2 separate regions of the Homo sapiens genome follow, and region 1 is linked to region 2. The links are chromatin loops, found by intact Hi-C in ENCODE. Cell type or tissue: gastrocnemius medialis. All regions are shown on one strand.

Region 1 (5,000 bases), 480 kb after region 2:
GTTTAGACTTTCCCTATCACGACATTGACTTGTGAAAACCTGCTAATTCAGTCTTCTCTGAAGTTCTGCTACTCTTATACTCAGATCCTAAGCCTTATCTTAAGCATGTTCTGCCTTCTGGCTGCTGCATTAGAGGTCTTCAGACTTCCACACCATGCCCTATTTTGGAAATGAGTTTGTTATTTTCTCTCTTCAGTATAGCAGTAAGCACCCAAAATCAACCAATTAATTCAACTGTCTCTGAACATCCCTTCTACCTACATCCCTGTCCCAATTCATCACAGATAACAGTCTTAGCATTTGCAAGGCTACAATATGCCTACAACACTCCACTTACTGCAGTGATAGTCCTGTTGCCAGCTGGCTGATAAGTTATCCTACTTTAGAACCCCATCCTTAGAATCTGTTGCCTTCAGTCAGCTATCTTAGGGAAGTTTCTGTGCAAGTGCTTTATTAAGAAAGGGACCTCAGGAAAAACTGGTAAGAGAATGGGGGAAACAAGACAGGTAATGGGAGGAAACCAAGCAAGGTACTGTATTAACCTACATTAACTAATCGCCCCAAAACTTGGCATCTAAAACCAATACACCTTCATTATCTCACAGTTTCTGTGTGTCAGGAATCCAGGTACAACTTAACTGAGTCCTCTGCTTCATGGCCTGTCACAAGGTTGTAATCAAGGTATTGATCCAGGCTCATTTAAGAGCCCAGACTGGGAAGGATCTACTTCTACACTCAGTCAATGATTGTGATTAGCATTTAGTTGCATACAGGTTGATGGCCTGAGAGCCTTGGTTCCTTGCTGACTGTTGGCCAGAGGCTCCCCTCAGTTCCCTGCCAGAAAGCTTGCCTTGCTGAAGCGTACAACCTGAAAAAAAAATAGTCTGTTCGCAAGACAGAAATCACAATCTTTTGTCATCTAATCATGGAAGTGGCATCCCCGCACTTTTGCCATATACTAATGATCAAAAGCAAGTCACCCTGTCTATCCCACACTCAAGGAGAGGGAATTACACAAGAGTATGAATATAAGGAGGCGGGGATCGTTGGGGACCACCTTAGACGCTGCCTACTGCAAGTTCAGTCTCAAAGTCCACAGCTGGTAGCTTCAGCATGATCCTGCAGAACTCTGGAAGTAAGTTAGGCTTCAGAGTTGTTCCAACCCAGGGAAAGGGGGCTAGGGCTTTATATTCCCATAACCAGTCATTGGTTAGTGGTCCCCTCAGTGGGGCACAAATTTCCAGGCAGGTGCTCTTTATGCGTGCATGTAAGGTGGGTTCCAGTAGGTGGGCAGACCTCAAAAAAAAAAGAAGGGTTGTAGGTATGGGCTGTTGGAAGTGAAAGCATACTGAATCTCTGGTTAAAGGGAATAGTAAAAAAAGGCCCTGGGCAGAGCATCAGTATTGTGCTTTCCAGTGAATGATGGAATGAAAAAGGCACTTTCCATAAGGTTGTCAATAGCAGTAATAATAAAGCTCCTATTACTTCATGTGGCTATTCTAGTCAGAGGTCTTTGATTTCAAGAAAAGAAAACCCATCCTGGCTAACACGGTGAAACCCCGTCTCTATGAAAATACAAAAAATCAGCCGGGCGTGGTGGCGGGCGCCTGTAGTCCCAGCTACTCGGGAGGCTGAGGCAGGAGAATGGCGTGAACCCAGGGGGCGGAGCTTGCAGTGAGCCGAGATGCGCCACTGCACTCCAGCCTGGGCGACAGAGCAAGACTCCACCTCAAAAAAAAAAAAAAAAGAAAAGAAAACCTACTTGTTTGAACTATTGAAAGGCTACTGAGAAACTGCTCACAGGACCTAAGAGCGGTACTGTCATGGCTCAAAACTCCTAATCCTGGGAACTGGGAAAAGGAGAAGCACAGAAGACCCAGGAAGCCATTCTTTTTTTTAATTTATACGTAATAGTTATTCATATCCAGAAAGCCACTCTTACTTTTTCTATTGCTCTCTGAGATCAAGAGACCTTCATTTGCTTTTCTTTCTAGATCCCTGCCTCACTTTTCTCTCTGAGAACAGATTTTCTCTACCCACTGATCCACAGATCATGCTTGCTTTTTTAGCCCCTGGATAACTTTTCAGATCAGCTCTCTACAAACAGTTGCTTCAGTTTCTCCAAATTCCTATGGCTACATAGAATACAATGTTTTAAAATATTAACTGTAGTTATCTAGAAGTAGCAGAAGTATAAATAATTTTGCTTTTTGTCCTATTCTATATCTGTTTCCAAATTTTCTACAGTTAACACGCAATGCATTTATAATCAGTAAAGGAAAAATCTGGCTGGACTAAATTTTCTCCACCTCATCCCAATCCTCCATCACCATCTTTATTTCTTCACCTCTCCCCTTCCTGGCAGATGACCTTAGGAAAGATATAGTATTTTTTTTTTTAAGAGATGGGGTCTCACTCTGTCACCCAGGCTGGAGTGCAGTGGTGCAATCATAGCTCGCTGCAGCCTTGAACTCCTGGGGTCAAGCGATTCTCCTGCCTCAGCCTTAGCCTCCCAAGTAGCTGGGATTACAGGCACATGCCACTGTGCCTGGCTAATTTTTTTTTATTTTCTGTAGAGACGAGTTTTTGCTATGCTGCCCAGGCTGGTCTTGAACTCCTAGCCTTAAGGGATCCTTTCACTTCAGCCTCCGAAAGTTCTGGGATTACAGGCATGAGCCACGTGAGGCCCAGCCTGGAAAGATGTAGTATTGTTAGAATAGCGCAGCTAAGTTAAGCAGTGAGGGGCAGTCACTGTGAGCAATGGAAAGTTTTATTGTCTTATTTATTATTTGCTATGAGGATCTGAAGAACCTGAAAAGGCATACATGAAGCATTCTCCCAGGACGAAGATGGGACCTCGGGAGGAGGACTGATGGTACCATGGGGCAGGAGAGGAAGAAAGGAGACCGACCAGGATAGACACCATATGTACTGTTGGGTGACTCTGGGGAGAAGGTCGAGTTTGGCGCCCCCTTGTGGACTTGGTGTATAATCACAACTATGTAATCTCCATATTCATCTACAAGCTATTACAGGTATCAATAAGGAATAGCCAATAAACAAAACCAAACCACAGTCTGAGCGATCATATAATAAGTAACAAGACAGAGGTTCAAAAAACAGTGCCAATGAAGAGATCTTTGATTTTCTCTTCGCCTGTGATCGTTTTCCTCCCTCTAGCCCAACCCTTATATAAGTATTTTAGAAACCAAGAAAAAAAATGCCAGCAACTCCTATAGATCTCTAATATAATACCGATATACAGACACATAATAATGGGATACTTTTCAAAACACTGCTAATCCTGTTAGCTCATATCGAGTCCCAGCCTGCACGATTGGGACACAAGACTATTGTCCTACCCTGTGTCATGCCAGGCTTCAAATAAGCATCATGATAAAGGAGAGAACCTTCCTCCGTCTTCTAGTAGAATGGCAAATAAACCAACCTGTACATGTCAAGTTCTTGTCTACTTTGTTTTTAACATTAATAAAGAAAAATTTGATAATTTTCCTGGTTGTGACATTACACTGCCTTGGCTCCAGAAATTCTTCCTTGTAGTTAACTTACGTCTCTCATGTAGTCATATAAGTCCATTTCTTCTTGTTCTATTCTTCCTTGTGGTGGAGATTAACAGCGGCTTATCATCTTCCCTAGAAATCCTTCCATTGTTAGAGCTTACCATGGCATTACCTATCCTTTTTTTTTCTTTTTTTTTTTTTTTTTTTTTTGAGACGGAATCTCCCTCTGTCGCCCAGGCTGCAGTGCAGTGGCGTGATCTCGGCTCACCGCAACCTCCGCCTCTCGGGTTCAAGCAGTACTCCTGTCTCAGCCTCCCGAGTAGCTGGGATTACAGGCCCGTGCCCCTACGCCCGGCTAATTTTTGTATTTTTGGTAGATACAGGGTTTCACCATGTTGGCCAGGCTGGTCTCGAACTCCTGACTTCAGGTGATCCGCCCGCCTCGGCCTCCCAAAGTGCTGGGATTACAGGCGTGAGCCACCGTGCCCCAGCCTACCTATCCATTCTTTAAACACCAAGTAATCCACTTTTATTTGACTTTACCTCATTCACTTCATTTTCCAGTTTCCATTAAATTTGTGGCTTCCCTGTGAGTCTACTCCATAGTTTTCTTGCTCTACTAAACCATGGAACTAAATCGTGTGCACCTCTGGGTGATTTCTCAGCATTACACTCTCCCTATTATAAATGAAAGAAACACCAAAATGTAAAGGTATTTCTTTGATGTGCTGGAATATATGGCTATACTGATGCATGCGATATAAATTCTTTTTCTTTTTTTTTTTTTTTTTAAAGTGCAGGACAGAGGGGTCCGTTTTTGAAAGTTATCGATACCTAGTAAAATGGCGCCATCTAGTGCCCTGAACTAGTAACAACATTTACAAGAGAAGGGTTGGAAGAAAACTGTAAATCAACAGTGCAAGATGACAACTCCCAAAACTAGCAGGGCCAAGGCAATTTAATAACAATAGGTCGTTTGACTCTGGGGACTATAACTCTTAGTCTATTGACTGAGCCATTGGAGCAGCTTAACAAATAACATAGCTTGTTTTCCAGAGAGAATGTGGCACTGTTCCGAAAGCAGAAGTTCCCACTGGAGGCTTGGGAGGACAAGGAGCAAAGTAAGCACCTGCTTCATGCCAGGCACTGCTCTAAGCATTTTACATTCATTTTTTCACTTAATCACCACATCTGCCTTATGAGGCTGGTATTATTATCCCCATTTTACAGATGAGAAACTGAGCTTTCAGAGAGGCCAAAATCTTACCCTTAGGTTACACAACGGAGTCAGGCCTGACTCCAAAACCCACATGCTTTGCACTACCTCCAGAGAGAGGATACATAGGGAATATGCAACTCCCTTTCTTTTTTTCCTTTTTTTTTTTTGAGACAGAGTCTTGCTCTGTCACCCAGACTGGAGTGCAGTGGCGTGATCTCGGATTACTGCAAACTCCACCTCCCAGGTTCAAGGGATTCTCC
Region 2 (5,000 bases):
CCTGGCTCACTTAAATGTAACCAGACTGGGTTCTTTGATTTTAACTTGTGAGAGAGAAAAGAATTTTTTCCCTAAAGTTTCTGAAACTTAAACATTAAAATACTCACTTGAGGAGGAATGGGGTGATTTGCTCAAAAAGTACAAAGTTTCAGGTAGACAGGATGAATTACTATTGTACAGTCACCATGCTGTCCAATAATCTTCAGATTAGTTATTCAGATTATATATTTAATAAGTGTATTAAACACTTGAAAATTGCTAACAGATCTTAAATGTTCTCACCCCAAAAAATACTATGTGAGATGATAGATATGTTAATTAGCTTGTCTGTGGCAATATTTCACAATGTATACATATATTAAAACATTATGTTGTACACTACAAATATATACAATTAGTCAATTATACCTCAATAAAACTGAAAAAATAGTCACTTGAGGCAAGAGCTATGGAAATGTATCTGCCCCCAGATTCGGGTCTCCTAAGTAGTTTTTTTGGGGGATCAAATTCCATAGAAGCATACTGGCAACTCGACCTAGAGGAAAGCCTGGGCTTTTTTTCTACATTTGTGTAACTGATGTCTGAAGAACGTCAGAACAAACAATCAGGAACATTATAGGAACTGCCTTCCTGAAACTGCAGCAAGCCAGATCAAGTAATGAGCTCATTTGGAAACCCTAGAGACACAGTTTCAAGAAGAGAAGCATACAGAGACTAAAGGGGCCATTTTTAAGTAAAAGATAAATAACATTTTTAAGAAAATTGTTTATTTGGAAAGACTTCAAGCCTACAGTCAGTTAGTAAGATGCTAATTGTTTCTTCTGTAATAATTCCCTTAACCCTAAACTATGGTCAAGACCTTTAAAGAAAGCTTCTGCATTAAGTCAGACTCCATTTCATAAACACACGTACTAGCTCTTTTGACAAAGAATCTGGCAGGAAGTCATGAGCTCTGTTTCCCAGCTGAGGTCAAAAGTCACCAGATATGAAGCAGATTATAGAGAACAAAGGTAAGTCCCAAATTAAATTCTATCCATAGCTTGACTCCTAGAGGTCAAACCTCTAGAGCAGGTCTTAAAATTTAGTGTGCCTAGGAAATGACTTGAGATGCTTGAATTTGGGAGCCATATGTTCAGGGTTTCTTGCTTTGCTTTGCTTTGCTTTGCTTTTCTCTTTTTTTGAGTCGGGGTCTCACTTTGTCACCCAGGCTGAAGTGCAGTGGTGCAGTCATGGCTCACTGCAGCCTCAATCTTCCAGGCTAAGGTGAACCTCCCACCTCAGCCGCACAAGTAGCTGGAACCACACGCATGCGCCACCATGCCTGGCTAATTTTTGTATTTTTGGTAGAGGTACAGTTTTGTCATGTTGCCTAGGCTAGTCTCAAACTCCTGAGCTCAAGCGAACCGCCAGCCTAGGCCTCCCAAAGTGCTGAGATTAAAGGCGTGAGCCACTGCGCCGAGCCAGTTTTTTTCTATTGATTCATAATAATTGTACATATTTATGGGGTACACAGTGGTGTTTTGATACAATGTACAGTGATCAGATCAGGGCAATTAGCATATCCATCATCTCAAACATTTTTCATTTCTTTGTGTTAGGACACATTTCATTCTTATTCATTCAGCAAAGATTTATTGAATGGCTTATGTGTTGGGTGTGGGGATACCAACAAGACCCCTATCTTCACCAAAGCTTATTGTCCAATGGGGCACATGAACAATAATCAGACAATTACAATGCAACACCGGCTAAACGCAACACTGTCATCAGAGACGATTCTCACTTACTCTTCAAAGATCTTCCCAGAAATCAGGGAGTTAAGCCAAAGAAACATGAGAACCAACATCTGTTGGACAATCGTGAGGTGCCAGGCCATTTGTACACACTTGCCCATTTAATCCCCAGGCAGGTAATGTTATCCCCCTTTCCCAGGGGAAGAAACTGTCCGCGTACAAAGGTGGGCTACTCTGGGCCTGGAGTCCAGGTCTTTCTGCCTCCAAAGCCCATGTTCAGATCCACGGGATCCGGCTCACAGTGATAACGACTGCATTCAAGGCTGTATGGCTATGAAATGGCACTGGAGTTTGGGTCACCTGGGTTTTCCAATTGATCATACATTACTGTAGAAGATGGAGAGAGAAACTAATGAATGAAAATAATACAGAAATGCACATAAGAAAATCCTTTGGACAGAGCCATTGTGAAGTGCAAGGAAACTCCCCTTCCACGGCCCTGCGTGGGGTTTCGTGGATACCCCTCGGGTCGAGGGAGATCTTGGCCACTAGAGGGCAGAGTGTACATTGAACAATCACAGCAAAAATCCCAAAGCCCGTTATGAGAAAGAGACCTAATGCTGCATGCTTCATTAACTATTCCAGTGCTGGTAAATATCTGCTGCCCTCCTGTGCAGACAAGGAGCAGATAAAAAATTTTAATGCTAGAATATGACACCTAATCACTGCATTTCGGAACACAATGTGGGGGAGGACTCTTCTGATTGTCTCCATCCATTTCCAGTATTCTTAGAATTATAAGCTGCACACAGTTCAATTAACCCTAAGATTGACGAGGAAAGCCTTCTCCAGTATACTATAAACTTTCCCAATAGCATGAAGCACACAGTGAGTTTAAAAAAGTAAAGAGTTGGCCCTTATTGCCGATGTAACAGCAATAGCCAGACAATAGCCACAGTAATAGCAATAACAGGGAGTTTGGAATGGGCATAGGGTTCATTCCTGGGTCTATTTCTTACCAACTGTCACTTTTTGGGCCAAATTATTTAACCTCTATGAACCCCAGTTTCCTCAGGTATAAATAAAACCTACCCAATAAGTTTGTTGTGAGGCTTAAATTATTAAATACAAATTCTTAGCATAGTCATCAGTCGCTACTGGTAGCTGCTTCATTATGATAATTCATTATTAATAGTAATAGAGTTTTAGCTCCACATTGATATCACAGACATTAAAGCCTCTCCAAAGGCTGTCTTGCCTTCCTGTTGTCACAAAGCCCCTGCACCGTACTCATCATCTCCTCTTTCTTGTTGTAAATGAAGACATTTCCCTCCTCATCAGACAAAGGCCAGTTCTTCCATCTGCAGCCTGGAGGCTCCATCTTCCCACCTTCTTGGGAACTTGACGCTTTCAGTCATCATTTGTCATGTGTGGCTCCTGAGTCTTTACCTTCTCCCTCTTCCTTGCCTCCTTCCATTCTCACATTTAAACATGTTCTAGTCTCTTCTATCTTAAAAGCAAAAACAAGTAAACAAACCCTAACCTCTCCCACTCCCCACAGATGCCTTGAGCTACAGCCTCTATCTCTCCTCACTTTGCAATGAAACTTCTCAGCAGAGCTCCCTGCAAGCCAGTCCCGTTTCCTCCTGTCTACCCACTTCTTAGCTCATTCCAATGTCATTCCGTCTGCCTGCCCTCACAGTGCCTCACATGGCCACGCTACCTCCAGTCTAAGCTCTTCAGTTCTCTTCTTACTTGACCTCTTGGCAGCTTTGCCACAGGTGACCTTCTGAGAACACTGCTGTCCCTCAGGCCCAGGAACACCAAACTATTCCTCAGTGTCTGGGGCTGACTCTGCCATCTTGCCCTAGCCTATTGATGCTGGAATCTTCCAGGCTCTGTCTCAGGCCCTCTTCTTTTCTTATTCTACCCCCTTCTTAGGTGCTTTTGTCTATTCCCACAGATCCAGCTCCATCTCCAAACCCATGTTCCTGGATATCACCCCTGAATGTCTCGTAGGCACCTCAAGCTCGATATGAACCAAACTAAATTACCTCCTCACTTCCTGCACCTCCTCCTGCTGCACACACAGTGAACCCAGCTCTTCAGCAGTCTCTCACTGTGAAATTTGCATCCCCATGCAGCCAGGTATTTAAGTCAAATTTGGCAAACGCTCTTAATATTTTCATTTATTTTATTCCTCACATCAAATCAATTGTGATTCCTGTCCACTCTGTCTACTAGATTTTTCTTCAGATCTTTTCCTTTTTTTCTTCCCACTGTCCCCCACCATCAATCTAAGCTACCACCATCTTTTGCCTGCCCCTCTCCATTCCAGCAGAGAAATATTTCTAAATGTTGGTTTTACCCATGTCATATCCCACATTTAAAATCCTGCGCTAATATAGTTCTTTGGGTAAAATCCAGAATCCTCAAAGACTCCTAAACTTGTCATCTTTATCTGGCCCTGTGCTACCTCTCCAGCCTCGTCTCACACCACTCTTGCCTTTCCTTCTCAAAAACCCATGTTTGAAAGTGGGTAAACTAATTGAGGCTCTGTGGTGTGCCAGGCGGCATGGGGATTTCAAAACTGTATCAGTCACCATATCTGCCCGTATCAAGGAACTTACAGTCACGGGGGAAGAAGGACCCAGCTATGACGATTAGTATAAAGTAAAATGTGATAAATAGCATTAAAAATGTACACACGGGGGAGTTCAGAGGAGGAGGTGAGTGGAAATGCAATGCACGGGGAAGGCTGCAGAGATGTGATCTGTGCATGCACCATGTAAGATGAGGAGGCCTGGGCTGTTCCCAGATGGCATGGGAAGACCAAGAGTTTAGAGAAGAATGAATGAAAGTAGGCACATCAGCTATGTCAGGCTGATCAGGAGAGAAATGGTATCAAGAAAGAAGTGTGTGTTCAATGTCAACCACTGCAGACACCCAGAAAACATAGGCACTTAAATTTGACAACCAGAGGTCATTATAGATCTTTGAGAAAGTAGTTTGTATAAGTGGGTAATGGTTGAAGCCAAAAGACGATGGAAAAAGCGGCTCATGAGAACATGAAGACTGACTGTAATATTCCATTACTTCAAGAAGGTTGGTAACAAGGGAAAAAACCATGGCAAGAAGCAGCTTGAGAATTTAGTATTAATCATCATAGCTAGGACCAGGCAGGCAAATTCCCAACTGGGGTTGGGTTAGGTCAAAACAGAATCTCACACCATAGACACTTGGCAGGAAGCCAGGGAAAGGAAGGCA

What was found. Hi-C counts contacts between places; a loop is a spot of excess contacts. Peaks named below come from ENCODE experiments on the same cell type or tissue, not always from the same donor. Only the 100,000 strongest peaks of a DNase experiment are listed, where the experiment ranks them.
Region 1: a loop joins it to region 2, with 5 times the contacts of the local background. A loop is called at or near these places in 34 of 110 quality-filtered maps.

The regions. Positions count from the first base shown.
Region 1 is chr14:34,320,171-34,325,170 of GRCh38, forward strand. No RefSeq gene overlaps it. Among named protein-coding and RNA genes, the nearest start is that of SPTSSA, 140 kb to the right of the region's middle. In gastrocnemius medialis, CTCF peaks have their summits at 2,956 (motif pointing left), 3,159 and 4,382 (motif pointing left); a DNase peak (open chromatin) is centred at 2,965.
Region 2 is chr14:33,837,516-33,842,515 of GRCh38, forward strand. No RefSeq gene overlaps it. Among named protein-coding and RNA genes, the nearest start is that of EGLN3, 110 kb to the right of the region's middle. RefSeq lists a silencer at 2,088-2,382. In gastrocnemius medialis, a CTCF peak has its summit at 2,262 (motif pointing right); a DNase peak (open chromatin) is centred at 2,289.